Linked DNA regions of Homo sapiens: all the other regions are linked to region 4. A link is a contact called in ENCODE Hi-C or POLR2A ChIA-PET data. All regions are on one chromosome and are shown on one strand. The core of a region is the stretch at or near the end of the contact, and the rest is flanking DNA. Distances in the headings are between cores, read along the strand shown. Region 1 overlaps MICU1 (mitochondrial calcium uptake 1). Region 2 has its middle 23 kb from the start of DDIT4. Region 3 holds the start of NDST2 (N-deacetylase and N-sulfotransferase 2). Region 4 holds the start of P4HA1 (prolyl 4-hydroxylase subunit alpha 1). Region 5 overlaps ASCC1 (activating signal cointegrator 1 complex subunit 1). Region 6 holds the start of DDIT4-AS1 (DDIT4 antisense RNA 1). Region 7 has its middle 25 kb from the start of DDIT4-AS1.

Region 1 (2,700 bases), core at 194-2,693, 670 kb after region 4:
TTTCAGATTTTGGAACATTTGTGTTATACTTACTGGTTGAGCATCACTAATCCAAAATTCAGGCCGGGTGCTGTGGCTCATGCCTGTAATCCCAGCACTTTGGGAGGCCTGAGGTGGGCAGATAGCTTGAGCTCAAGGGTTTGAGAACAGCCCAGGCAACATAGGGTACCCCCATCTCTACAAAAATGCAAAAATTAGCCAGGCATGGTGGTGCATGCCTATAGTCCCAGCTACTCAGAAGGCTAAGATGGGAAGATCACTTGAGCCTAGGAGGTCGTGGCTGCAGTGAGCCATGATTGTGCCACTGCACTCCAGCCTGGGTGACAGTGCAAGACCCTGTCTGAAAAAAAAAAAAAAAAATCCAGAATGCTCCAATAAGCATTTCCTTTTTGCATGATCTTTGAGCAACGTGTTGGTGCTCAAGAAATTTTGGATTTTGGGCCAGGTGCAGTGGCTCACGCCTGTAATCTCAGCACTTTGGGAGGCCAAGGCAGGCGGATCACCTGAGGTCAAGAGTTTGAGACCAGCCTGGCCAACATATAGTGAAACCTTGTCTCTACTAAAACTACAAAAATTATCTGGGCATGGTGGCACATGCCTGTAGTCCCAGCTACTTGGGAAGCTGAGGCAGGAGAATCACTTGAACCCAGAAGGCGGAAGTTGTAGGGAGCCAAGATCATGCCACTGTACTCCAGCCTGGACAACAACAACAAAAAAAGTTGCTCAACAACAAAAAAAGTTTTGGATTTTGATGCATTTCAGATTTGGGGTTTTTGGATTAGCAATGCTTAACCCTGCATACACTTGACCCCTGCAGCCACATGATGTCTAGCTATTGCCCTTGAAAATTTAACCCGAATGAAGGTCCTTGAGATACTGCCTTCAAAGTTCCCTAGCCTTAGCATAGTGGTCTTCAGTTAATAAATTTTGAACAAATAGGACATTAGTTCAAGTCTGTTTCCATTAGCAGTTTTGCGTGTAAAGAAAAACAGCTCTCCATGGCTCCCTCCAGCCATGTTTAAGACCTCAGAAATAAGGGGGTTCCTGCCTCAGAAAAGCCTAAAAACCTAAAAGGAGAGGTGCTGCCCAAAATCAAATTATAGAACTGAAGTAGTAAGCGTCGAAGTGGCCATACGACTTGGACAAGCAGAAGTTGATTGTTTTTAAGCCCTTTCAGATTCCAGTCACTTAAAAATAATCATAATAGAGCCCATTACCAAAAGACAAGTCTGAGTTTTCAAAGAACATTAGTAAAAATGCTAATCTTGGAATTGCTGCTTGGGCATCTGCACTGGAAATTGACCTTACTGTCTGAAACAAAACAGAGGCGAGGCCTTGTGCCCCTATGAAGAACAGAGAATAAAGGCCTTTTATAAGCCTTGAGCAAGCTGCAGCTGCTGCCAGTGTTACAAACAAGAAACTTTTCAACCATGAATCTATCTGGTGAGATAAAGCTGAAAATTCATCTAGTTCCAACATACGGGATTGCCCCACAGCTGTGAAACCTCCCAGATAAGGGTAGAATGAACACTTTAAATCATTAAAGTCGGCCCTGGAGAGCAGGGAGCACAGCCTTGTTTCACATGCCTTGAAGAAGCCCATAGGTGAACTTTTACCCAGGTTTCAGATTTCACTGAAAATCTGATTTAAACATTGCAAAAAGTATGCCCATTTAGAAAATTTTGTCAGTCCTTCACTTTGTTTCAGGATAGTAAATTGAGTCATAAATCACACTTAAATTGAATCCTGAAAACTTTTGGTATTGTCAAAAATTTATCAGCTCTATAGAAAGATGGTGTGACAAACATCAAAAATTGAGTGGCAGTGTTGAAAAAGAGGCTTTCACCTAATATTGATGATGTTGATTTCTTTAGACATAGTTTTGTGTCTCATTTAAATGTGACTAAGCCCCATGGCTGTATAAGTTTATCCAAAACAACACAGTGCTATTGTACAGGAAGCGAATGTGCCACTGCTCAGAAGTAGGAAATGGTGTGGTGTTGAGAGATAGTCTTTGGACCCAAATAAGGCTGAGTTCAAATCCCAGCTCTGTCACATGTAGCTGCATGTTACTTCAGTTTTCTCATCTGCAGAGTGGAGCTAATAGTAGCTGCTCTGTAGGCTGTTATAGTGACTATATGAGGCCAGGCACAGTGACTCACACCTGTAATCCCAGCACTTTAGGAGGCCAAGGCAGGCAGATTGCTTGATCCCAGAAGTTCAAGACCAGCCTGGCAACATAGCAAGACCCCCATCTCTATTTACAAAAAAAAAAGTAATTAAAAAAAAGAACATATTGGTGAAGTACCTGGCCCATAGTACATACTCAGTAAATGGTCACTGTTAGGCCAGCCATGGTGGTTCATGTCTGTAATACCAGCACTTTGGGAGGCCGAGGCCAGTGGATCACCTGAGGTCAGGAGTTCAAGACCAGCCTGGCCAACATGGTGAAACCCTATCTCTCCTAAAAATACAAAAATTAGCCAGGCGTGGTGGTGTGCACCTGTAATCCCATTTACTCGGGAGGCTGAGACAGGAGAATCGCTTGAACCTGGGAGGTAGAGGTTGCAGTAAACCAAGATCGCACCATTGCACTCCAGCCTGGATGATGAGTGAAACTCCGTCTTAAAAAAAAAGGTGGGGGGGAAATGGTCACTGTTATAGGTTGATACAAAAGTAATTGTATTAAAATACAGTTCT
Region 2 (2,700 bases), core at 123-2,622, 800 kb after region 4:
CGGACATGACTGTACCTAAGGTGGAGTGCAGGCTGCCTGAGGCAGGGGAATGACCCTGGTGATCCTTAGCTCTCTCTTCCTGCGGGACACTGAAGGACAGTGTGAGACCCACAATTCAGCGCACCTGCTCACCTTGGTTCCCCATCCTGCCCTGGGTGGGTCTTGGCTTGGAAACCCTAATCCGCTTACTAAGCACCGACCCCACTCCGTGCCCTGCCCGTGCCATGTCCACTCCACTGCACTGAACTGGGTTTCTTTGTCCGTTTCAGCAGACCCTCCTCATCGTGTCCCTCTTCCAGGCAGCCTTCTCTTATAAATTTTGGGCATGCTGGGACTTGTCTACACTGTTGGCAATTGTCAAGGCTTTAGGTCCGAGTTGTTCCTCAACTTCTGACCCCCACCTCATGCTAACAGGACTGGGGCCACAGCGCGTGACTGCAATGTGGCCAGTCCTGGGAGAGCCGGCCTCGCCCCGCGGGGAAGCGGGCGGCCCCTCCGTTGCCATGGCAGCCGAGAGCACCCCCACGAGGCTCCTCATTGGCCACCAAGTCGAGGTCCCGCCTCCGCCATCAGAAGGGACCAACCAAGGCAGACCGGGTGCGACCCAGTTGAGGGATTAGCGGGTGACGCATCTCTCCCAGTCCCTCATGGAGACCCGCGCGCCCGCGATCCTACGGGCGCAGCCGTGGCCCTGGGTCGGGGTCACGCTCGCTGGGCGCGCCTCGGGCGGGGCTGGGGAGGTGCGGAGCTGGGGGGCGCCGCGGGAGGAGGCCACTCAGGCCGCTGGGGAGGGCCGGGCTGCGGCTGGGAGGTTTCCGAGGACGGTCAGGCGGAGGCGGAGGCCGTGCAGGAGGCGGAGGAGGAAAACTATTAAGGAAGGGGGTGGAAGGGCCCCGCTGGCTGAAGACCGCTGAGCTCAGGCGGTGGTAGGACCCTGGGCACGGAGTTGCATGGAACCCTGTTCGAATCCTGCTCTGCACCCGCTTGCGCTGTGGCCTCGCGCACGCGAGCCTTCCTGCCCGGGGGAGCGGGAAGGAGGGAGGGGAGCGGCGAACATCTACTTTGTGCCGATCCTTTTGCTGAAAACCCTAGTTTTCTCTCCAGGATTCCCTCAAAACGACCCTGAAATAGGTGGATGCTATCCTTAGCCCCATTTTACAGATGAGGAAACAGGTTCAAAGGAGGCTACGTGAGAAAAGCCTCGAGTGAGCTCAGTTCCCAGATGTGAGAATGATGTGGCCGGGTTGGTGGTTATCTGCGGGGGGAAGTAGGAGGTGCCCTGCCCACCCCCACGCTCAGGCATCCTGGCCGGCCCGGAAGGAAGAGTTCGTGCCAAGCCGTGAGACTCGGTGGTTTCCTGCAGCAAATCTGCGTCAGGCTCTCTCTGGGGGGTTAACCGCCGCAAACTGGTAACAGCGTCAGAAAGGGGAAACCGAGCTTTATCTGCGGAGGTCCCTGGGCCAGGGACAGCAGATTAAAGAACATGGAGGCAGGGCGCGGTGGCTCACGTCTTAAACCCAGCACTTTGGGAGGCCGAGGCCGGAGGATCGCTTGAGACCAGGAGTTTGAGACCAGCCTGGGCAAGATAGGGAGACCTCTTCTCTAAAAATAAAAAATAAAGAAGATGGAGCCCGCCCCTCGGGAAGGAGGGAAGGGAGAAAGTGTTTCTAACTCCTTATTGTCCTTTCTCTTCTTTTCTTTTCTTTTTTTGAGATGGAGTTTCGCTCTTGTTTCCCAGGCTGGAGTGCAATGGCGCGATCTCGGCTTACCGCAACCTCCGCCTCCCGGGTTCAAGCAATTCTCCTGCCTCAGCCTCCTGAGTAGCTGGGATTACAGGCATGCGCCACCACACCCGGCTAATTTTGTATTTTTAGTAGAGATGGGGTTTCTCCATGTTGGTCAGGCTGGTCTCAAACTACTGACCTCGTGATCCGCCCGCCTCAGCCTCCCAAAGTCCTGGGATTATAGGCGTGAGCCACCGTGCCTGGATCCTTGTTATTTCAAAACAGGCTGAGGTTCCCTCTGGAAGCCCCATTTAAGAACAGACCCATGGCCGGGCGCGGTGGCTCACGCCTGTAATCCCAGCACTTTAGGAGGCCGAGGCGGGCAGATCACCTGAGGTCCGGAGTTTGAGACCAGCCTGACCAACATGGAAAAAACCCCGTCTCTACTAAAAATACAAAAGTAGCCGGTCATGGTGGCGCATGCCTATAATCCCAGCTACTCAGGAGGCTGAGGCAGAAGAATCGCTTGAACCCAGGAGAAGGCAGAGGTTGCGGTGAGCCGAGATCGCACCATTGCACTCCAGCCTGGGCAACAAGAGCGAAACTCCATCTCAAAAAAAAAAAAAGAAAAAAAAGAAAAGAAAATTCACCATATGAATGTCAGACTCTTAATGATGCAAATGCCAGAAAACCTGACTCAAACTGATTTATGCTAAAAAGGGAATCTACTGGCTCAGGAAACTGAGAACCCCAGGCATGACTCGATCTGGCGACACCACGACGTCATGAAGACTCATTTCCCAGAGTCTTTGTACTTGTTTGTACTTTGCCTTTGCTGTCTTGGGAAGTGTTTGGGCTCCATGAGCACCTGCTGCAGCTGCAGGGGCACATCATCCCAAGTTCCAGTTGAGTAGAAAGAGGCTCTGTCCTTGGGAATTGTGACACATGTCCCGGGTTTCACTGTAACTGGACAGTT
Region 3 (2,700 bases), core at 117-2,616, 710 kb before region 4:
CCAGCTGAGAAGAGAGCAGACTCACAGGTGCTGGTGCTTGGATTTAGCCAGGCTCCTCCGAGCACCTCATGCATGTCCCAGCCCCTGGGCCCTAGCCCTTTCCTGCCCTGCAGTCTGCAGTGCCAGCACGCAAATCCCTTCACCACAGGGTTTCGTTTTGCTGGCTTGAAGACAAATGGTCTTAGAATTCATTGAGACCCATAGCTTCATATGGCTGCTCCAGCCCCACTTCTTAGCATTCTTACTCCTCTTCTGGGGCTAATGTCAGCATCTATAGACAATAGACTATTAAAAAATCACCTTTTAAACAAGAAACGGAAGGCATTTGATGCAGAATTTTTGCATGACAACATAGAAATAATTTAAAAATAGTGTTTGTTCTGAATGTTGGTAGACCCTTCATAGCTTTGTTACAATGAAACCTTGAACTGAAAATATTTAATAAAATAACCTTTAAACAGTCCATTGTGTTACTGCTGTTGGAGGTTTACGGCCAGAGGCGTAGATTTTAGCAGCCTGGCTTACCAGGTTGGAGAGAGTACCTCCTCCTACTCCCTTTGGGTACTTTTGAGAATAAAACTTCCTCATGCCTGTAATCCCAGTACTTTGGGAGGCCGACGCGGGCGAATCACGAGGTCAGGAGTTCGAGACCAGCCTGGCTAATATGGTGAAACCCCGTCTCTACTAAAAAATACAAAAAATTTAGCTGGGCATAGTGGCGGGCGCCTGTAATCCCAGCTGCTCGGAAGGCTGAGGCAGGAGAATCGCTTGAACCTGGGAGGGGGAGGTTGCAGTGAGCCGAGGTCGCGCCACTGCACTCCAGCCCAGGCGACAGAGTGAGACTCCGTCTCAAAAAAAAAAAAAAAAAAAAAAAAAAAAAAAAAAAACTTCTCATAAACAGCCTCCAAACAGCGCTCGGTGCTGCGCAGGCGACGCGGGGCGGGGAGGGAGGGTGAGTGCCCTGGGAGCCGGCTGAGGGCCTCGCCCCGCCCCTGGTCCCGCCTCCGGTTAGGCCGCTCCGCCTCTTACTCCTCCCCTCCCCCGAGTGGGCCGGCCCGGCTCCCCCTCCGCGGGGCTGAGTGGATGAGCCCAGGCCTGAGCCCGCCCCTGCTCCGAAGTCGTGGTCCCCGACGCTCGGCCGGCAGTGCCATCGCGCGGAGAGGAGGGGGTGCGCTTCCGCGGGCGGGGCGCGGAGCCCGCCGTCTCGGAGGCCGCGGCTCGGCCCGGCACTGCGGAGGGCCGCTTGATTTCCCGGAACCCAGGTCGCGCGGCTGCTAGGGCCGGAGCCGGTGGATCCGAGCGGGTGCCACCAGCGGCGGCGCGCCGCCTCCCCCGGTGGGAGCGGTGGTTGGGCCAGGCTGCGGCAGAGCGTTCGCTCGGAGATGGCGGAGCAGCCGCGACGCGGCCCGTGGCCCCGAAAGCAGGGAAGCCGGGCAGCCCCGGGACGCGGCGGAGCCCGGGGACAGCGGGGACGCCGCCCAGTCCTCCGGGTGAGCCGCCCCTGAGGAGACCCCCCCGCCCACGGTCGCGCTCAGGCCCCCCCAACAGACTCCCTTGGATGTTGCCACCATCACCACCCGCAGGGTCGTCCCGGGCGGCCCAGCGTGCGCCGCGCCCCGGGTCCTTTCCGCCGGCCTCCCTCAGAACCGCCTCGCTCCCCTCCGGACCGGGCGGGCTCCCTTCTTCCCGCAGGGCTCTCCCAGCCCAGAGGCTGTCTCGATGTCACCCCGGAGTCGCCGCCGCGCGCCTGTGGCCCCTTCCCCTTTGGTGTCCCACATCCGGTGCGCTCTTCGCATCCACCTGTGCCCCCGTCTCCTCTCGGCGGGGCCCCTCCACCCGCCAGCCCCGGGCCCCCTCGGCGCCCGCAGCCTCCGCGCCGCTGCTCCGGCCGTCCCGGCCTCCCCAAGCCCGGGCCCGGCCCCGGCCCCCGTCTGGCTTCGCCGTCCTCAGAGATCTCCCGCACACACCCACCCCGCCCAGCCCTGCTGGCCCTCAGTGTTCACTGGCCCGGCCTGCGGCGCTCCCGGCGCCCCTTCCCTAAACCTTGCTGCTTCTTCCAGGTATGAAGCTAAAATGCAGCGGCTAAGAACGCGGCTCTGGAGCTTGACAGGCCTGACGTCGAATCCCAGCCCTCCCACCAACTGAGCTGTGTGATCCTGGGCAAGGTTCTAAGCTTCTCTGAGTTACTCATATGTGAAATGGGGATAATGGAGCATGTACCTTTTCCCTACCTCTTAGGGCTGGTGTGAAGATTAAATATATGTGAAGCTCTTAGAAGAATGGCTGGCAAGTTGTAATTTCTCAAATACGGGATGATACACCCTGAGTATCAACTTCCCGTCAGTGACCTCCTCACTACAATGTTTTCTCTAAAGTTGCATCACATTCTTAGCATTCACCCCTTCCCGTCACCATTTTGATCCTCTCCCCCAGCTGTCTTCTCGTGTCGTTTTACCTAGGCCAAAGCTGAACTGTTTTATTTTTATTTTTATTTTTATTTTTTTTTGAGCTGGAGTCTAGCTCTGTCACCCAGGCTGGAGTACAGTGGCACAATCTCAGCTCACTGCAATTTCCGCCTCCCACGTTCAAGTGATTCTCCTGCCTCAGCCTCCTGAGTAGCTGGGACTACAGGCGCCCACCACCATGCCCATCTAATTTTTGTATTTTTAGTAGAGACGGGGCTTCACCATGTTGGCCAGG
Region 4 (2,700 bases), core at 183-2,682:
TTCATTTGGCCTAATAACATATTTTTAATGAAAAATAACTATTTTCCAAAGCAAAATAATTTAGTGAGAAGAGTGGCATTATTTTACATTTCTGCAAATCTCTTCAGTGTCTGGGCTAATAGAAGATTCTCATATCTGTGTCTGCGTTCCATCTGTATCACAGGCATGTAGTCTCTGGAAGACCTCACTGTATTGTTATTAGAGTGAAAAAGGCAGTAAGTCTTAGTATGAAAATAAAGTCTTAGTATGAAAATAATTTTGACCTTATGGATTCCCTGACTACGCTTTCAGAACCATTGATTTAGACATCATTATATCTACTTTTTAGTTGCCTAGTGCTCCCAGAGTACCCTCTCTCTCTTTCTGTAGCTATATAATCACTCACCTCCTGCGTAAGTCAAATGTTAATTATTGCTATACTTTTTAGCATACATGGAAAACTTTAGAAACCACAATTCTTAATGAATAACAAGTCTTAGCAACTCATTTTTCTCTTTAACTGACAAGGAAAAAATTATCTTCTTCATTGTATTCTCCCTCATAGTACAGGGAGATATAAAGAAACCCTTGGTTTGGGGTTACTTTATAACTAAGGCAAATGTTAGACTAAGATCAAACGCAACATTGGGTGCCTTATATAAATTAATGTTACTGGAGAATCTAATATTTACTAAGTCATTTCTGTGTGTGAGGCATGTGTTAAGTGCTTTACATACATTATCTCATTTTATTCTCACAAGAATCTTACAAGATGGGTAGTACCGTCATTTCTATTTTACAGATGAGTAAACGGATACGGAGAGGTTGTTAATGCCTAGTGTTACACACAGGATTGAGGCAGGATTTGAATTGAGATAACCTGACCCTGGAGCTCTTAGTCTATTATCTACTGATAAGGTATAAAGGTAGGAGATAGAGCACGATTAGTATAAAATGAGTGCTGAGATGTGAGAGGAACAAGACAGCTGAGATACCAAGACTGAATCTCTATTATTTTCCACCCTAGAAAAATTCTGCTTTATTTTCTACACTCCCACGTTCCTCTTCTCATTTTTAAGATACTTTATTGCCGGCGGCCTCGTCGCTTAGGCCTGACGCGGACCCTGAAATCAAGGAGGCAAACTGAACAGGAGCGGGGGAAACCCCGTGGTAACCACGGTAACGGTGGCGGGGCGAGAACCCTGCGCAGGCGCGTTACATCCCACTCCCGCTTACCCACACCACGGCGGCCGGTCCCAGCCACTCCTCTCGGCCTCAGACTCCACGGGCCGGCCACGGGTGGGGGCAGCAGGGAGGCACGGGCTTGGCGCCTGCGCAGTCGCCGGGGCGCTGGTGTGATCGAGCTCACGTAGCGAGGGCTGCAGTCGCCTCCTCCCTGGCGCTGCCATCGCGGCCTAGAGGTTATAAAAGGGCTAACGGGCTCCCTCTGCTGCCCAGTCGCGCCGCCAGCGGGCTGAGGGTAGGAAGTAGCCGCTCCGAGTGGAGGCGACTGGGGGCTGAAGAGCGCGCCGCCCTCTCGTCCCACTTTCCAGGTGAGACGCTCCCTCGATCCCGGAGACTGAGGCCACTGGGCAGCCGTGGACCTTCTCGGACGGCTGCGGCGATCCATTCCTTCCCGCTGTGGTGGTACTTCTGGGGCGGGGGTTCCCCAGGTTACCACAGCAGCCTCGGTTCCTTCCCCTCGGGAGACTCGGCCCCTCTCCCTGCGCCACGCGACTCCCGGCGCCCGCGCTCCTTCGTGCCCCCCTTCCCACCTCTGTCCCTAGTGCGCCTCGGACCGCTGGGGCTGCTGCAGCCTCAGTCCCCGCCCTAGGGACCAGGACTTTCTTGAATTTTCCTTCCCGGGGAGGAATCACTCTGTTGCTTTTTTTTTTTTCCAAGTTCCCCTGCACCTGGTCCTCCCTAACGAGGCTAAGGGGAACGCAAGCGCGGGGCGTGGGCTTTTGGCCGCCACAGCCGCAGATGGTTCGCATGTGGCGGTGGAGAGCGGATTTTAAGGCTTGGAGCTGGATCCGCAGCGCGCCAGGCATTTTTGCCCTATCGAAAGTCGCCGGGAGCTGGGGGGACCTCCCCAGAAAGTTCCGGCTGAACTCATCTGTTGCGCGCAGCGGTGCAGCATTAGCTGCCAGACGTAGCCCGGGGCGCCGAGCTTTCTGCTCGTAGCGCCGAGGAAGTAGGCTCTCAGGTCACCTCGTCGTCAGGGAAGCTTCCTTCCCTCTTCTTCCCCATAACTTTTTTTAAAAAGAGACAAGAGCTCTTCTCTCAATCTCTGTCTCTCTGTCTCTCTCTGCCGAGAATTTGCAGCTTTTAAAAGTCCACATCAGTCCAACAAATTCCATGGTTGTGTGAGGATTTTGAGTTGGATTACATGGCTGGCCCCCGGATGTATGTTTCAATGGGGAGGAAGGATGGTATGATAACTGTGAGACTCTTTCTCCTAAATAATCGACTCTGTTACATACAAATTCAATGTTTAGACACTAACATCTTACGCGTTCCGGATAGAGTGAAGACTCTTGGAATTTTGCACTGTTTTCTTTAAGAAAGGGTTGAAGAAGCAGCTAGATCCTCTTTTAGGAATTGATCTAAAAGGCCAAAGAGACTTGCCAATTTCCACTTAACTGTTTCTGGTTTCTCCGAGAGCAGTGGTTCTCGGACTTTCGCTTGGAATGCACTCGGAGGGGATGAAATAGCCACTAC
Region 5 (2,700 bases), core at 183-2,682, 990 kb after region 4:
AAGCTGTCAGAGTACCTGATAAACCTTCTTCCTTTTTTCTTTTAAGGATACTCTGCATTTTGGTTCCTGCAGTGATGCATTAGAGATTATAGTCAGTGAGTGACAATAATAATCAGAGCTCAAAATTTCATCTTATAATTTATCTTTAACTGCAGAACATCTTTGTAAAGGATCATCCCTGTTTAAAGATGGAGAAATTGGGGGAGGGAGTGGGTCTGTAGTCATTGATAATGTCGACCAGCAATAATGGAAAGGATCAGAACTCAGTTTTTAAAAGTTTATTCAAGTGAAAAGCTGGGAATGGCCATTTGGGAAACAGGGACTTCACAGAAATGAGGTCAGTGCTTAAAGTTAAAAGTTAAGGTCCTGCTTATATAGGCAGAAAACAAATTTAGTAGGATTATAACATTTTCTATACAAGGTTGGTTTATGAGCTATAATTTAGTTAATTACAGTTTGTTTTCTTTTCTGTACAGCTTGTTTTCACTTCCTTTCCAACTTAGGAGTGTAGGACCTGGCATGGTGGCTCACGCCTGTAATCTCAGCAGTTTGGGAGGTGGAGGTAGGAGGATCACTTGAGCCCAGGAGTTTGAGACCAGCCTGGGCAACATGGAAAAACCCTGTCTCTATAAAAAATGCAAAAATTAGCCAGGCATGGTGGCATGCACCTGTAGTCTCAGCTACTCAGGAGACTGAGGAGGGAGGATCTCTTGCGCCTGGGAGGTGGAGGCTGCAGTGAGCTGTGATCACGCCACTGCACTCCAGCCTGGCTGACAGAGTAAGACCTTGTTTCAAAAAAAAAAAAAAAAAAGAAAAAGAAAAAGAAAAAGAAAGTATTTAACATACCATCCTAGATGATGTGATAGTCTTTTAAGTCTTTGTATGAGAAATGTAAGAGGGAAGTTTAATCAAAATGAAGATCAACAGTTAAAAGGGAAGGGATCTTCTCTGGCACTGTTTATTCATTTACAACCATTTACAAAACAGTGTAGGTGAGGAAAAAGGCTAATCTATAATCAGAAAAACAACAGTTACAGCTGCCCAGGTTACAGATACAAGTTTAAGTGACTCACATAATCACATTCCCTTAAGCCTTACAATATGTTAAGATTCCAACAGCTTAGATTTTGAATTACTTATTTTCACAATAGGAAAGCATTAAAAACGTCTAGTCTGCCCAAGAAACTTTTTGTGCCCTTTCTTCAGTAGAAAAGAAATATCAATTTTTTTGTACCTAGGTGAAGGTATGTGTGTCTGTGTGTAGAGGAGCATGACTTACCTTAGGGTAAACAGACTCAATTACATTCTTCTGTGATGATGTTTAGAAAGAATCCACTTGGGCACAGCCCATGTGAGTATTTTTAAAGTAGATGGAAGGTTTTTTTTGACCCCGGATGTGGTGGATCTCCATTTCCTTCTTGCCTCTTCCTACCTCCCACATTTGGTCTCCTCAGAAGTAATCTCACAGGTGGCCCAGAAGACAAATGCACGGTATTTGGCAGAAACTCAGAATTTTTTTTTTTTAGGTTTGAGGAATTTTAATAAACATAACTTTGAAACAAAATTTATTTTTTTGGGGGGGGGGTAACTTATTTGTGAACTTAATTCTTTTTGATGACTTAACTCCCAATAAAGTGATCTTAATTCTGAGTGAGATTAGTAACATGACATACGAAGAACCTTGATTTTTTTTTTTTCAAAATCGATTATATTTTTAGTCTGGTATTTGTATCTTTCTGTTTGCTCCCTGAAGTCATACTAGTCCTGTACCTACATGCCTCTTTTATGAGGAATGCATCTGAAATATACCATTATTTGTTTTGATGTTTTGCAATTGGGATCTTCCAAGGGCTGTGATGATAGCTTTTCACATCATTTGCTCCTCATTCTTTGCTATCTGGTTGTATATGCACAGCCTAAGGATGGACCTGCTTCCCCACTTGGCATTCTTTGGTACATATTTGTTATTGGAATTGAGAGGCCCATACACACTGCCTTGTGGACGTGGCCTTCCACTGGCCTGTATCCTAGGCCTCATCCCAGGAACTCTTAAATTTCTCTGACAGTATTAGTGGTCCTAGCTTGTCCCTGTTTCTTATATAAATGGGGATAATAATGCTCAGCTCTGGTTTATATCATAGCAATTTTTTTGGAGTTAATGAGCTGGGCTTTGTAAGACACTTTTAGATCCTTAGATGAAAGGTGTTATTTAACCACAGCAAGGCTTCATACTGGGAGTGCCTTCCCAAAGAGCTCAAAGTACTTGTCAGCCTGTCTTCTGTTCATACCATCCCTCATAGGGAGGTAGGTGGTTAAGTGTTATTATTAAGTACAAAATAGTGTTACTACTTTTATCTATAAACGGGATAATTGTGAGAAATAGAAGTTGGTAAACAGGCTGTGGAAGAAAAACACTGGGAAAACCTCAAAGTAGCATGCATTTGCTATTCCTATTCACTCTGCTTTGAGTTTCAAAAGTCTGATTGCCATACATGAGAACAATAGCATCCTTTCTTAGAGAGAAATATGACCTAGAACATCCTTCTAAATACTTGAATTAATTGAACCCCCTGTACTTACTTTCAGTTGCATCAGATTATATTCTAAAGGTTGGTTTATCTCATGTGTGTCAAGAATGATTATAAATAGCGTAAGACTTGAATATTTTGAATTTTCATTTTTAACTTCAAAACTGAATTT
Region 6 (2,700 bases), core at 176-2,675, 820 kb after region 4:
CTCGGAAGCCAGTGCTCAGCGTCAGGGACTGGCTGAAGCCAGGGAGGAAGGGAGAGTTGGCGGAGCTAAACAGCCCCTGGATCTTGGGCCAGAGTCGTGAGTCCAGGCGCAGCACGAGGGTCAGCTGGAAGGTGGGCACCAGGCTGGGGTCGAGTGCCAGCTGGCCCACGCTGTGGCAGCTCTTGCCCTGCTCCACGCAGACGTCCAGCAGCGCCCCCCGCAGGCCGCACGGCTCGCTGTAGGCCAGGCGCAGTAGTTCTTTGCCCACCTGGCTTACCAACTGGCTAGGCATCAGCAGGCGCGCAGGGCGTCGAGAGCCCAGCCGCGCCTGGGCCAGGCTCTCCTGCAGCAGCTGCATCAGGTTGGCACACAAGTGTTCATCCTCAGGGTCACTGAGCAGCTCGAAGTCGGGCAACGACACCCCATCCAGGTAAGCCGTGTCTGGAAAGGAGAGCACACAGGAAGGGGTATTAGAGCGGCTTCAAAACGAAACGCACAGGCGGGGGAGGTGCTGTTTCCTTAAGAAACCAACGCTCCTTCCCACTCCGTGCCTCAGTTTCCGCCTCACTCACCTTATACTCCAATTCCCCCTGCCCCCAAGCAATCTGGGTCCCGATGGGATAGGAAGCCAAGGCGGCTCTGACCCCTTCCAGCACCGGGGCTTCCCCACCTTCCCGGCCCCTCGAGTCGCGTCGGCACCCGCCCACCGCTCACCTTCCTCCGGCCCGAAGCCACTGTTGCTGCTGTCCAGGGACTCGCAGTCCGAGCTCTCCAGGCTCGTGGAGCGGTCAAACCCCTCCTCCCGGGTCGCCGACCCCCAGGCTGAGCGCGGCGGCCGATCTGGGGTGGGAGTTCGGGGCAAGGACGAGGGCGAAGAGGAGGTGGACGACGACGAGAAGCGGTCCCAAAGGCTAGGCATGGTGAGGACAGACGCCAGGGCGTTTGCTGATGAACTCAGAGTGCCGGAGCGTAGAAGCCGCTGTAAGACAAGAGGGGGACCGACCAGGCGTCAGTCTGGGGACCAGACCAGACCAGACCGCGAGCTCTAGGACCCACACACAGAAGGGACACTCACCAGCTAGCGCGGTCAGCGAGAACTGCTAAGACAAGTGCGTCCTGCCGCTTGAATGGGTGTGCGAACCCGTGCCAACCACCGAGAGCCGCCCAGACCCGTCCCAGGTCCACGCTCGCACCTCCCCCTTGGCCTGCTGCGCCCTAGCACCAGCGCGGAGCAGCCTATAAGGACTAGCGCGGCGAGGCCACGCCTTCTCTGCGCCACGACCCAATCCAGACCCGGGAGTGTGGCCCGCCTTGGCCAATGGACTCCGGGCGCACGTAAGCAACGTTCTCTCCTGCCCGGTGACAGCGGCCGGGCCCCGCCTCCATTGAGCCCCAGAAAGCTCGCAGTCGAACCCCGACCCACCGCCACGCCCCCTTTCTGGAAAGGATCCGCGGCGGCTGCAGCTGCCAAGGTCCCCGAGGGCGCTCGCGGCAGGGGAGGATCAAGGAAAGACTTGTTTATTATAGGGTTGCATTGCTGGAGGAGGGGACAGCCCGTGACCAGGCTAGGAGGAGAGGCAGGGAAGCGTGAGGGGGCGGCGGGCAAGGAAAATGGTTGCCCCCAGCGTCTTGGATCCTAAAGCTTCGGGAACAACTGGGCACACACGGGGGGGATGCCCGTGGGACGGCGGCGCAGGAGCAGACGTTAGCCCGGCCTGCCCTCGCGCCCTTACCCCCTCTATCCCTGCTTTGCAAAGGCTCGGGATATGGGGGTGGGGTCCACAGACTGGGAAGCTCCGGGCACCATGCTGCCCCTTCCCCAAGGCCCCACCTGCCCATCCTGGCTGTTACTCTACAGCCCAGGACATAGGTTAATGGGGATCCCTGCCTCCTCCCAAACCCTATCTGCTTCCACTTCCAACTGCTCCCAAGGAGAGGGCTTGAGGAGAGTGGTTAGAGGAGTGTGGATGGGCCCGGGTTCATAGCGCCCAGTGCAGGGATGGAAGCGAGGATTCACAGCAGTCGGACTCACAGACCCATCCGCCCTCCCCGCGGACTGCAGGCAGCGCAGCCGGACCTCCCTGCCCGGGCGCCCCCCGGGTCCTAGCACCCAGCGCTCGCCTAGCGCTTTGTGTAAAAGATCCAGACGGTTGCATCAGGACCGAGGACCGAGATCTCTGGAAAAGCCAGGGAGTGCAATGGCCATCCCGTGTTTCATCATTCAGGCGGGGCCACAGGAAATCTGGCCTGGCAGCAGTGCTCAGAGGCTAACAGTGGTTGCTGAGGGTGGGTGGAGGTTGAGACGGACTCGACCTTTATTGCTCTAAAGGTTTATCAGTCTGGGACAGGAGGACCCTGATGGAAGAGGGAGCCAAACTTACATCAGATGCCCAGGGCCCCGGGGGCGGGCAAGGAACCTAACCAGATAGGCGGGCCTTGCCTCGGGTCAGGCTTGCTTTCGCGTGACAAATGACACTTGCAGGAGATGTCAGGCCACTGCCCTCCGCAACCCCCATCCCCACCCCAACTTAGAAAAAAGAAAAAGCTGACACTTGGGCCAAGACTTAGAACCTGAAAGAACCAGAATCCAAGCTCTGCACCCTACTCTCATTTGACAGGTGGGAGACCCACTTATGGAGACAAATTTATGGATTAAAAAAAGAAATCAGGGGATCCAGGAGACATCTTAAAGACAGCTGC
Region 7 (2,700 bases), core at 108-2,607, 850 kb after region 4:
AAAAAAAAAAAATTAGCGGGGCTTGGTGGTGCAAACCTGTAGTCCCAGCTACTCAGGAGGATGAGGCAGGAGGATCAATTGATCCAGGGAGGTTGAAGCTGCAATGAGCCAAGATCACGCCACTGCACACTCCAGCCTGGGCGACAGAATGAGACCCTGTCTCAAGCAAACAAAAAATAAAAAAGAGAAAGCATCTATTCTCAAAATCACCTGGAGAGAAACTTTGAGAGAAAATGCTCACATTCATTGCAAGAGTTTGAAATAATGCCTCAAAATCAGTTATCCCGAAGTGACATGAGACCTGCATCCAAGAACCTTTAATAAATAGTGGCAGCCAGGCATGGTGGCTCACGCCTGTCATCTCAGCACTTTGGGAGGCTGAGGCAGGTGGATCACCTGAGGTCAGGTGTTCAAGATCAGCCTGGCCAACATGGTGAAACCCTGTCTCTACTAAAAATACAAAAATTAGCCCGGTGTGGTGGTGGGTGCCTATAATCCCAGCTACTCGGGAGGCTAAAGCAGGAGAACTGCTTAAACCCGGGAGGCAGAGGTTGCGGTGAGCCGAGATCATGCCACTGCACTCCAGCCTGGGCAACAAGAGCAAAACTCCATTTCAAAAATAAATAAATAAATAAATAAATAAATAAATAAATAAATAAATAAATAAATAAATACTGGCATAGGCCAGGCACATAGTGGCTTATGTCTTAATCCCAACATTTTGGGTAGCCGAGGCGGGAGGGTTGCTTGAGCCCAGGAGTTCGAGACCAGCCTGGGCAACATAATGAGACCCTGTCTCTACAAAAAATACAAAAATGAGCCAGGGGTGGTGGTGCGTGCCTGTAGTCCCAGCTGCTCAGGAGGCTGAGGTTCACTTGAGGCCCGGAGTTGGAAGCTGCAGTGAGCTATGAACGCACCACTGCATTCCAACCTGGGTGGAAGTGAAACCCCCCTTTCTAAAATAAATAAATAAAAATAAATACTGATGTTGGTTGTTCCTCTCAGTTTCCCTGAACCTCAGTTTTGTCATCTGAAGGATGTTTTGTTATGAGGGATATGAAACGCGACTGTGTGATGGCACCCGGCACGCTGAAGATGCTTTGGAAATGCGGGATGGGTCAGAATCTTAAGTGCTCGGAGTCTGGTGGCCGGGGGCCTCACCCAGCAGGAGGACACAATGGAGACAGCCTCCCTGGGTCATACAGTGGGCTGCACGCAGGTGCAGGCAGGGGAGCCAGGCCTGAGGCTAGGTAAGAGGCAGCACTAGGACCCAGGGGCCACGTATGCAGCAGGCTCCGCCGGATAAGTTCTCAGCCAGAACACAATGTTCTCAGTGTACCCACAGGAAACCCTGAAGAAGAGAACTGCACATGGCCTCTGCTGGGTGTGTTCTGGTCACAGCCTTTTATTCTTTTTCCTAACCTCAGTCCCCACTTTCACATCCTGTAACCTGCATTGCTGCCCCACCCCACCCTGCTGGGCTGGTCCCAGGTCCCAGGAGAGCAACCAATGCAGGAAGTCCAAGGCCTGGCCAGGTTTTACCATTTTCAAATAAGACCCGTTTGCCTCTAACCCTGGTTTCCTGAATCGCAACCCTTTGTGATGGAAACTTGCTTTTTACAGTGCAGAAGGCAGACACTGGGGACAAAGTTGTATTTCTGCCATGGCAAGGATCTTGGCCCACAGGCAAAGGAAACAGCTGATGCCTCATACCACCACCTCCCTTCCTCTCTGAAGGCCGGGTCCCACCTGGGACAGGGGAGGGCCTCCGTCGCTGCTGCCTGAATCAGAGGGAACTTGGAGCTGCCTGGGGGATCAGCGCCAAGTTTGGAGCAGAACATCCTATGATGTGGTTCCTAGTTTTTATTTCCACGAATGCTATAATATGTTGTCCCACCGAGCTATTTTTATTGAATGGAAAAAAAAAAAAAAGCAAACCTCTGCAAAACCAGCAGTCCTCTGTTAGACGGAAGGACAAGGTGAACTTTTCACTTCCTTCCCTGCAGCCTATCAACTCAGTCCGTGGTTTGGTGTCACCCACACTCTGTGCTATATTCAATCTCAATTTTTGCCTCCTTGTTTTTGAAGCTGCAGGAGCAAGGCTCTAAACCTATGTTTCTCCTGCTAGTTGCATGAGGCTTTTAGAAGTGCCTTTTTGGTGAATTCTCACAACAGCAAAATAGAGATCTATCAGCTGCTTGCCAGCTGCAGGCAAAGGTGGGTCTGAAGAGAGTGAACAAGGAGGGGAACCTTGAGAAACCCAGCACAATCCCAGCCAACTTCTGGCAAACTGCACTGTTGGGAGCTCCGCACAGGCTGCATTCCTGCCACGTTAATGAGAGGCCTGGCCATTGAAAATAAGACCCAAGCCGGAGGGGGTGGCTCATGCCTGTAATCCCAGCACTTTGGGAGGCTGAGGCAGACGGAGGACCTGATGTCGGGAGTTTGAGACCAGCCTGACCAACATAGAGAAACCCCATCTCTACTAAAAAAATGCAAAAATTAGCTGGGCATGGTGGTGCATGCCCGTAATCCCAGCTACTCGGGAGGCTGAGGCAGGAAAATCGCTTGAACCCGGGAGGCGGAGGTTGCAGTGAGCCGAGATCACACCACTGCCCTCCAGCCTGGGCAAGAAGAGTGAAACTCCGTCTCAAAGAAAATAAGACCCAGTGCCTCTATGAAGCTCCATGAATAAGGCTC

What was found. A loop is a pair of places that touch in the nucleus more often than their neighbours do. ChIA-PET counts read pairs that join two places held with the same protein, here RNA polymerase II (POLR2A). Pooled maps may share reads with other maps.
Region 1: a map of dorsolateral prefrontal cortex shows a loop between it and region 4 (5-fold over the local background). The contact joins the enhancer-like site here to the promoter of P4HA1 in region 4. A Hi-C loop is called at or near these places in 1 of 168 maps with a recorded cell type or tissue (dorsolateral prefrontal cortex) and 1 of 50 pooled maps. POLR2A ChIA-PET finds 5 or more read pairs at or near these places in 5 of 52 experiments (A673, K562, OCI-LY7 and 2 more).
Region 2: a pooled map shows a loop between it and region 4 (8-fold over the local background). The contact joins the enhancer-like site here to the promoter of P4HA1 in region 4. A Hi-C loop is called at or near these places in 1 of 37 single-sample maps with no recorded cell type and 6 of 50 pooled maps. POLR2A ChIA-PET finds 5 or more read pairs at or near these places in 4 of 52 experiments (GM10248, PC-9, activated CD4-positive, alpha-beta T cell and 1 more).
Region 3: a loop to region 4 is called in a pooled map, with 7 times the contacts of the local background. The contact joins the promoter of NDST2 here to the promoter of P4HA1 in region 4. A Hi-C loop is called at or near these places in 7 of 50 pooled maps. POLR2A ChIA-PET finds 5 or more read pairs at or near these places in 2 of 52 experiments (T-cell and activated B cell).
Region 5: a pooled map shows a loop between it and region 4 (2.5-fold over the local background). The contact joins the enhancer-like site here to the promoter of P4HA1 in region 4. A Hi-C loop is called at or near these places in 4 of 50 pooled maps. POLR2A ChIA-PET finds 5 or more read pairs at or near these places in 5 of 52 experiments (K562, PC-9, Panc1 and 2 more).
Region 6: a pooled map shows a loop between it and region 4 (9-fold over the local background). The contact joins the promoter of DDIT4-AS1 here to the promoter of P4HA1 in region 4. A Hi-C loop is called at or near these places in 1 of 168 maps with a recorded cell type or tissue (natural killer cell), 1 of 37 single-sample maps with no recorded cell type and 11 of 50 pooled maps. POLR2A ChIA-PET finds 5 or more read pairs at or near these places in 6 of 52 experiments (GM10248, GM12878, PC-9 and 3 more).
Region 7: a loop to region 4 is called in a pooled map, with 3 times the contacts of the local background. The contact joins the enhancer-like site here to the promoter of P4HA1 in region 4. A Hi-C loop is called at or near these places in 2 of 50 pooled maps. POLR2A ChIA-PET finds 5 or more read pairs at or near these places in 5 of 52 experiments (T-cell, WTC11, activated B cell and 2 more).

What each region holds. Positions count from the first base shown.
Region 1 is chr10:72,424,059-72,426,758 of GRCh38, reverse strand. All of the region lies in intron 8 of MICU1 (mitochondrial calcium uptake 1), which reads left to right. Among named protein-coding and RNA genes, the nearest start is that of DNAJB12, 70 kb to the right of the region's middle. Within about 2 kb of position 1,443, at least 2 of the 41 ENCODE cell types and tissues checked have a DNase peak (open chromatin) inside an H3K27ac peak, as active enhancers do; they include dorsolateral prefrontal cortex, where a contact is called at or near this core.
Region 2 is chr10:72,296,008-72,298,707 of GRCh38, reverse strand. No RefSeq gene overlaps it. Among named protein-coding and RNA genes, the nearest start is that of DDIT4, 23 kb to the right of the region's middle. RefSeq lists enhancers at 229-318, 1-587, 1,239-1,538, 2,543-2,700 and a silencer at 609-878. Within about 2 kb of position 1,372, at least 39 of the 41 ENCODE cell types and tissues checked have a DNase peak (open chromatin) inside an H3K27ac peak, as active enhancers do; they include PC-9, where a contact is called at or near this core.
Region 3 is chr10:73,810,264-73,812,963 of GRCh38, reverse strand. NDST2 (N-deacetylase and N-sulfotransferase 2) reads left to right here and starts at 1,366. Exons shown (of 15, transcript NM_003635.4): 1 at 1,366-1,490; 2 at 2,061-2,165. CAMK2G (calcium/calmodulin dependent protein kinase II gamma) reads left to right here. Exons shown (of 23, transcript NM_001367534.1): 23 at 1-463. NDST2-ZSWIM8-AS1 (NDST2-ZSWIM8-AS1 readthrough) reads left to right here and starts at 1,144. Exons shown (of 18, transcript NR_182658.1): 1 at 1,144-1,490; 2 at 2,061-2,165. RefSeq lists silencers at 852-1,561, 1,862-1,931.
Region 4 is chr10:73,095,598-73,098,297 of GRCh38, reverse strand. P4HA1 (prolyl 4-hydroxylase subunit alpha 1) reads left to right here and starts at 1,432. Exons shown (of 15, transcript NM_001017962.3): 1 at 1,432-1,532. RefSeq lists enhancers at 982-1,051, 1,296-2,051 and a silencer at 1,082-1,411.
Region 5 is chr10:72,106,188-72,108,887 of GRCh38, reverse strand. The region is part of intron 9 of ASCC1 (activating signal cointegrator 1 complex subunit 1); the gene reads left to right. Among named protein-coding and RNA genes, the nearest start is that of SPOCK2, 19 kb to the right of the region's middle. Within about 2 kb of position 1,432, at least 6 of the 41 ENCODE cell types and tissues checked have a DNase peak (open chromatin) inside an H3K27ac peak, as active enhancers do; they include PC-9 and Panc1, where a contact is called at or near this core.
Region 6 is chr10:72,272,436-72,275,135 of GRCh38, reverse strand. DDIT4-AS1 (DDIT4 antisense RNA 1) reads left to right here and starts at 1,425. Exons shown (of 2, transcript NR_186445.1): 1 at 1,425-2,286; 2 at 2,619-2,700. It overlaps DDIT4 (DNA damage inducible transcript 4), which reads right to left and starts at 1,212. Exons shown (of 3, transcript NM_019058.4): 1 at 1,076-1,212; 2 at 715-979; 3 at 1-441. The coding sequence starts at 919. RefSeq lists enhancers at 838-957, 1,668-2,191, 2,192-2,700.
Region 7 is chr10:72,247,613-72,250,312 of GRCh38, reverse strand. No RefSeq gene overlaps it. Among named protein-coding and RNA genes, the nearest start is that of DDIT4-AS1, 25 kb to the left of the region's middle. RefSeq lists enhancers at 1,142-1,241, 710-1,276, 1,277-1,845, 1,846-2,413. Within about 2 kb of position 1,357, at least 35 of the 41 ENCODE cell types and tissues checked have a DNase peak (open chromatin) inside an H3K27ac peak, as active enhancers do.